Regions from separate parts of the Homo sapiens genome. Here all the other regions are linked to region 1. A link is an interaction called in ENCODE POLR2A ChIA-PET data of the cell type or tissue named here. Cell type or tissue: GM12878. All regions are shown on one strand. Region 1 overlaps STIM1 (stromal interaction molecule 1). Region 2 overlaps STIM1 (stromal interaction molecule 1). Region 3 holds the start of PGAP2 (post-GPI attachment to proteins 2).

What was found. Peaks named below come from ENCODE experiments on the same cell type or tissue, not always from the same donor. Only the 100,000 strongest peaks of a DNase experiment are listed, where the experiment ranks them.
Region 2: POLR2A ChIA-PET joins it to region 1 with 6 read pairs; 5 of 35 experiments call an interaction of 5 or more read pairs at or near these places.
Region 3: POLR2A ChIA-PET joins it to region 1 with 6 read pairs; 3 of 35 experiments call an interaction of 5 or more read pairs at or near these places.

Annotation. Positions count from the first base shown.
Region 1 is chr11:3,878,234-3,880,733 of GRCh38, reverse strand. The region is part of intron 1 of STIM1 (stromal interaction molecule 1); the gene reads right to left. Among named protein-coding and RNA genes, the nearest start is that of PPIAP40, 14 kb to the left of the region's middle. In GM12878, no CTCF peak of the experiment used is centred here; a DNase peak (open chromatin) is centred at 1,123; H3K4me3 peaks cover 2,232 bases; H3K27ac peaks cover 2,500 bases.
Region 2 is chr11:3,959,693-3,962,192 of GRCh38, reverse strand. All of the region lies in intron 1 of STIM1 (stromal interaction molecule 1), which reads right to left. Among named protein-coding and RNA genes, the nearest start is that of PPIAP40, 67 kb to the right of the region's middle. In GM12878, no CTCF peak of the experiment used is centred here; no DNase peak of the experiment used is centred here.
Region 3 is chr11:3,806,863-3,809,362 of GRCh38, reverse strand. It overlaps PGAP2 (post-GPI attachment to proteins 2), which reads right to left and starts at 803. Exons shown (of 7, transcript NM_014489.4): 1 at 712-803. RefSeq lists a silencer at 553-882. In GM12878, CTCF peaks have their summits at 64 and 1,349 (motif pointing right); DNase peaks (open chromatin) are centred at 82 and 1,327; H3K4me3 peaks cover 1,505 bases; H3K27ac peaks cover 509 bases.

The DNA of each region.
Region 1 (2,500 bases):
CTGGGTGACCAGGGAGGCCAGAGATATAACCATCGCACGATGGTCTGAATATGATTTATTTTTCTTTTGGGGAGGGGCAGGGGTTTAGGAAGAGTAGGGAAGTATTTAACAAACAGCTTTGGAGCAATATCTGGTTTCAGAAATAACTAAAATCTCTCAATAACAACTGTGTTCTTGACTTTCCAGAACCAACAATTCTAATGCCAAAGTTCTTCAGAAAAACATGAAAGATTTTACTCCCAAAGTTTGACACTGAAACCATCCCCCAGCTGTCCACAAACTATTTTCATTGCCCTGAGAAGGCACTGGAAACTTGGGAGACGGGAGACTTTGGGAACAGCATTCAAGCTCATCCTCTATCAGCCAATAGCTTCCAAGGTAGTCATCACTAATGCTTGGAAATCAAGACACGAGAAGTAACCTGCAAGGGTCACAGGTGCTAGCAGGCTTCTAATGCCCTTCAGGCACCTTAAACTTAAAGTAGTATTGGCAATAAAAACCAACAACAAATACTGTTTTCACAGGCCATTATGTGGCCCTTAAATACATTCTCTCAGTGGCCCTAAGGCTCAGAGAGATTAATGATTTACTAAGGGTCATGAGGCCAGCAAACAACAGCAAAGCCAGATTTCAAACTCTGGCCTGACTGCTTGCAAACTCATGCCATTGCCACAACACAAAAGTGCCCAGCACCACACATCCTGTCCTGCTTCCTGGATCTCCATGAGAGTGTGTTCTGACCATTCATAATAATCTAATGCTTCTTAGTTCAACATTAATCCTAATAGCCACAGAAAGAGAATTCTCTCGGCAATAGCAACCCAGAACACTGATGCCACTGAGAAGTACCTAAGATTGATATCTGGGCTACTTTACCATTCACTGGGTCACCAACCAAACCTCCTAAAAACCCACAAGGTAGATGTTCTGCCTTGAGTGACCCTTGAAGGCAAGAGGGGAAATGGTAAGGAAAAAAACAAATGTAGAAGAGCCTGCAGATAAAATTCTAAGCCAGAAATTAGTAAACCTGAGATATAGTTTCTGTTCTGCCCCTAATTACATATATGACATTGGGAAGTCACCTGCTTTCTTTGAATTTGTTTACAATAATATGGAGATAACAATCCCCTCCTGTCCCACCTCACAGAGCAGCTGTGGGCATGATAAGCAAAAAGACAGGTCTTAAACAGTGGAGTGATTTGTAAAGTGCAGAGCACAAACCAATCTGGGGAGTTATTATAATATGACTACCATCAGTTGGCTGGGGAGAAGATTAATGTCCACGAAACCAACAGAAAGTGAAACAGTAGATAATTAGGTGACAAATTATATGGTACAGACTAAGAAGATTATAATCTAGAAAGGGAAGTCCCTGGAATAAGTCAGAAAAACTACAGAGAAAAGAATGAACAGGATTGGAGGGTTTTGGAAAGCCATAGCCAGAGGAAAATGTATAGCTAGGGAAAAGAGGTATGAAACGCTGGACGCAGTGGCTCATTCCTGTAATCCCAGCACTTTGGGAGGCTGAGGCATGTGGATCACCTGAGGTCAGGAGTTCGAGACCAGCCTGGCCAACATGGTGAAACCCCGTCTCTACTAAAAATACAAAAATTAGCTGGGTGTGGCGGTGTGCACCTGTAGTCCCAGCTACTCGGGAGGCTGAGGCAGGAGAATTGCTTGAACCCGGGAGGCGGAGGTTGCAGTGAGCCAAGATCACGCCACTGCACTCCAGCCTGGGTGACAGGGCGAGACTCCGTCTCAAAAAAAAAAAGAGGTATGAAGAAGAGGAAAGCAACAGTACTAGAGGAGATGCTGTGTGTTGGGATGTCAAGGAGGCCACAATGGGTAGGCACGATAAGGCCAAACTGTCGGGGGAAGATAGGCAGCCGAGCAGCTGGGGCAGGACGCAGCTAGCAATAGGAACCCACTGCAGCTAACATGAGCTATGGGGAGGGCAGAGCTAGATTTTACAGCAAGCATTTATTGGGCACTAACAACATGGTAAGCACTGTCATAGGGAATGGTGACACAAAGATAGGTAAGACATAAGCCCTGCTCTCATGACTCTGCATTTGAATCCCAGCTCTTCCATTTGCAGAGCAACATGGACATCAAGGGAACACATTCTGTAATGAGACAGACCTGGTTTCAAATCCCTGCACTGACACTGCCAGATGAGTGACCTTCCACAAGTAACCAAAGCTCTTTAATTCCCAGTTTCCTCATTTGCATTGAAGAAGTAATAATTATCTTTCATAGGATCAAAAAAAAAAAGAAACTTCATATGTGCTTTTCAGGCACATGATAAATAATAACTTATTATCATTAACTAGCTTTGTGACCTTGGGTAAGTTGCTTAACCTCTCTGGGCCTCAGTTTCATCATATGTAAAACAAGACTAATTATAGCTACCTCACAAAGTTGTTGTGAAGATTAAAGAAAATTATTGGTGTAAAGCACCTAGCCTAGAGAAACAGCTCAGCAAAAGTTCCCTTTTCTT
Region 2 (2,500 bases), 81 kb before region 1:
ACCCTATTTGGGTGATGGATACACTAGGTACACTAAAAGCCCAGGCTTCACCAATACACAATATACCCATGTAACAAAACTGCATTTGTACCCCCTAAATCTATAAAAATAAAATATAAGACACTTTTCTAAAAGAACTTTTACAGACACCTAGTTTAAGTAACCACAGTTTAGTTAACTAGGTAGTTTCAATTTACTCCTAATTATTACAATTCATGCTAACAGCAAAAATGTAGATGATACATAGAGTTAAAAGTGCATTTCCCCCACTAAATGTTAGGTCATGATACCAGTATGAAGGCTTCCAAAGGACAATTTTCTCCTATGCTTTATCCTAAATTCAACCTTTTTCTATCAGCTCCTTTGCTTAGAAATACAGGTATTTGGCCGGGCGCAGTGGCTCACGCCTGTAATCCCAGCATCTTAGGAGGCCGAGGCAGGCGGATCACAAGGTCAGGAGTTCAAGACCAGCATGACCAACATGGAGAAACCCCATCTCTACTAAAAAATACAAAAATTAGCCAGGTGTGGTGGGGCACACCTGTAATCCCAGCTACTCAGGAGACTGAGGCAGGATAATCGCTTGAACCCGGGAGGTGGAGGTTGCAGTGAGCGGAGATCGTGCCATTGCACTCCAGCCTGGGCAACAGAGCAAGACTCTGTCTCAAAAAAAAAATATATGTATATATATATATACTCATCACATTGTCCTTTGATATCCCATTTTGGAAATTCAATGCTTCTCATTTGGCCTTGCCTTTTAAATCTAGCATTCCTGAACACTCAATATTAATGTCCCCAGTTATAGCTTGTTTCTAAAGCCCATAGAGTTGTTTCAGTCCTTCCTCATCTGGTCTTGTTTTCAGCTTCCTCACATCTTCTGCAACACTGTCAAAATCAGCCTGCAGGGCCAGGTACAGTGGCTCACTACCTATAATCCCAGCACTTTGGGAGGCTGAGGCATTGCTTGAGCCCAGGAGTTCAAAATCTGTCTGGGCAACATAGTGAGACCCCATCTCTATAAAAGCCAAGCATGGTGGTGCATGCCTGTAGTCCCAGCTACTCAGAAGGCTGAAGTAGGAGGATCACTTGAGTGCAGGATGTTGAAGCTGCAATGAGCTGTGATTGCACCACTGCACTACAGCCTGGGCAACAGTGAGACCCTGTCTCCAAAAAAAAAAAATCACCTTTCAGGGACATGGTGATGACAGCCAGGCTGCTACTGCTCTCCAGGCTCTCTTTAATTTATTTTAGAACAATAACAAATCTCTTACATATTAATGTAAATAATATTTTTATGGAAAATAATTGTTTTCTGAAAAAATCTCGAGAAGGGTAGAATTGTACATTTTTGCAAATCTTTTAAATGTCTGGCTTAATAGAAGACAGACATAATCTTATAGCTACATTCAACCTATTGTGATGTGTTGTTTTGGCTAAAGATCAAAACATAGATATGCAGTTGGAAAAGACAGGAATATTTTACTAGTCAGACTATTGTGGATACCTTATACGAGACTATACCCAAACTCAACAAGCGGTAGGTTTCTTAAAGGTTAGTTGCAATGTGAAATCCCAAACTATATGAATAAACTTTTTGTACCCTCTAACATTAAAATCCATTGGTCTATCTTACACTTTGAATGGATCTTTAATACATGCATGACTTTGTAACATGATGCACTTGTCATTTGGAAACTATTGGTTAGGAGTTAGTGCAGAGCTTCCAAATGTTGACACTTTCATTTATACAATATCAAAATAGCCACAATTATTAATATCACCACTGATTTCATCAGAAAAGCTTTTAATCCAGGAAAACTGTCAATTTCACAGTGACAGATACAAGTTTTCTAAAATCCAGTTTTCACTTAAAAGCTGGAATTTTATCATTGGCAACAAATACTACCAGTTGTTTTCCTTAAAGCAGAAGATGCATTTCATTTATTTACAAGAAAATTCTGCCAAATACTGAATAACCATAGTTATCTATCAAGTATTCTTTCAACTAATGATAGTGCTGCCTGAAAAAAAAGAGGTATGTCAACTTACAACTCAATTGCACAAGTGCTTTCCTTGAGATAACCATCAAACTTCTACATGCAGCAGAAATGCTTTATGCATACTTATATTTCATCACACAGAATACTAAAAGGCATGAACTCATGGGATGCAATTCAATAAAATTAATGATTTCTACTTCTTTGTTGAAAACTTTTATTTTTTTTAACTGACAGTGTGTGGAGGTGAGGAATACAGTCATTACTAGTAGTTCAGTGCCACTGGTTTGATTTGTGTTAAGGTGCCAGCAGTTTTACCTACCACTGTTTTTGCAACATCAGTACAAAGGTATACATAGTTTTTTTTAAGGCAAATAATATATTATTATGAAACGGCTTTGATCTTCTGGATGTCCTGAAAAGGCCTTGCTGCCACCCGCCATGGTCTAAAGACTACACTTTGATAGCTATTGGCAGAAAAAAACACAAAGTCCTTTCCC
Region 3 (2,500 bases), 71 kb after region 1:
AATCACATGGTTTAGATTACCTCTAAGGTCCTTCCAACTTGGTCATTCTACTCCACACCTCAGGGTGGAGCTGAAGGGCAATTGTTCAGCCTGCAGATAGTTCTACATTCCTCACAGGTACTACTTAGCTGAAAATTGCTTTCTTTGGAGCTACCTCAGCTCCAAAGTCCCTAGAGATCTCCTCAGCCTCGAGTCTGAACCCACATTTACTGAGTGCCTACGGAATACTAGGCCCCCTGCTCTGTACTTGATATACATTGTCTCTTTTAATCTCACCATAATTCTATGAGGTAGGTGCTACAGCCTGTATATTTCCATTTTACAGATGAGGAAACTGAGGCTCAGGGAGGTTCAAAACACTTACTCAAGGCCAAGGCTAATAAATGGCACAGCTGCCATTCAAAACTACTCTATGGGGTTCCAACCCCGGGGCCCCATCCTCCCCACCTAGGACTCCTGACCAGGAGGCCCCGCGGAATAAAGGGAGAGCTCAACCCCTGCACACCCGGCCCCACGCTGGGGAGGGAGAAGAAGGGGGCCAGCTCGGCAAGTCCAGAGAGCAGCAGTTCCTGGGAAACAGAGTGTGTGCGATAGGACGGCAGGTACCAGGACTCCCACAGCGTGGGGCCCGGCCCTGCAGAGGCCAGACCGCGCGGCCAAGCTCCCGAGTGGGGCTGCCCGGCAGCCCAGCACATCCATGCCCATACTCACCCACGCGGTGGTGGCGAGAGTGCCGGCGGAACCCGGGGGCCCAGGTGGCCCGGGGTCGGGGGCTGGCTCTGCGGGCTGGTCAGAGCGCGAACGGCGGGGGCGGGGCCGGCGCTCTCGGGGCGGAACTTAGAGAGGAAACTGCGCCCAGATCCTCCGCTGGCTCCTCCCCGCTTCTGGAGACCCCGACCCCTGGCTCTCCTCCTCAATCTGGCGTGTCCTCAAACCATGCTTTACAGCCCGGGTCTGCCCCCACTAATTTCGGCTGCGTGAGGGCAGCCGGAAGAGCTCTGGATACCTGAGTTTGAGCATGTTGGATAAGCCACCTTGTCGCCTTACCTCTCAGCTGCGTTCCATCTACCTGTTGAAAGAACACAAAATTAATTCAACAGGGGCCGGATTTCTTTCTCATCCGCCCGTCTCTCCTGCCTCGCACCTCCATTCTAACCGAACTATCCAGCCTCGCCCTTCTGAAACATTAAGCCAGTTTCCTCCCAGCCCTGGCGCCCCTCCCCCAAACTTTGCTCGTCAGGGCGGTTGGGGACATTTCAGCAATGGGAAGAGCACCTTTGCAGGCAGTGAGACCCGGTGAGGCACATCCCAGAAACTCTGGCCTAGAGCTGTTCCCGCCTTTGTTCAGGAGAGGGCGCCCTGTCCTACGTAGCGCAGAAAGGATTTCCAGCCACCAGCCTTGGGTCTCCCCACAATGAGAGGATTGATCCCCCAAAACCAGCTGCCAGAGTTCCCTCCCTACCCTGACCATGACTGACCCATGAAAGAACTTGAGGGGGACCCCTGGCTCCCTTTGCAAAGACCATCCCAGCCCAACAGGGAAGGAGGGTGAAGGGACCAAGAATTCCTCCTGCAAGCACACTGGTGGGTAGTCAGAGCATCTGCAGCGGGTGGAGGACCTCTAAGTTAGCCATACCTAACATCGCACTTTTCCACTTAAATCCTCACAGCAATAACACATTCTGAACACCCAGTATATCCCAGGCACTCTTACTTCTTATCTCATTTATTTAATCCTCATAAAAACCCTGTGAGGGCCAGGCGCGGTAGCTCACGCCTGTAATCCCAGCACTTTAGGAGGCCGAGGCGGGCGGATCACCTGAGGTCAGGAGTTTGACACCAGCCTGGCCAACATGGCGAAACCCCGTCTCTACTAAAAATACAAAAATTAGCCGGGCACGGTGGCGGGCGCCCGTAATCCCAGCTACTTGGGAGGCTGAGGCAGGAGAATCGCTTGAACCCGGGAGGCAGAGGTTGCAGTGAGCTGAGATCGTACCACTGCACTCAAGCATGGGCGACAAGAGCGAAACTCCATTAAAAAAAAAAAAAAAAACCTGTGAAAATAGATACGATCTCGGCTCACTGCAACCTCCGCTTCCAGGGTTCAAGCGATTCTCCTGCCTCAGCCTCCCGAGTAGCTGGAATTAACAGGCGCCCGCTACTGCGCCCAGCTAATTTTTGTAGTTTTTAGTAGAGGCGAGGTTTTGCCATTTTGGCCAGGCTGGTGTCAAACTCCTGACCTCGTGATCTGCCCCCGCCTTGGCTTCCCAAAGAGCTGGGATTACAGGTGTAAGCCACCGCGCCTGGCCTTTTTTTTTTCTTTCTTTCTCTCTTTTTTTTTGGAGACAGAGTCTCACTCTGTCACCCAGGCTAGAGTGCAGTGCCACGATCTCGGCTCACTGCAACCTCCACCTCCCGGGTTCAAGCAATTCTCCTATCTCAGCCTCCCGGGTAGCTGGGAATACAGGCGGCACCACCATGCCCGGCTAATTTTTGTACT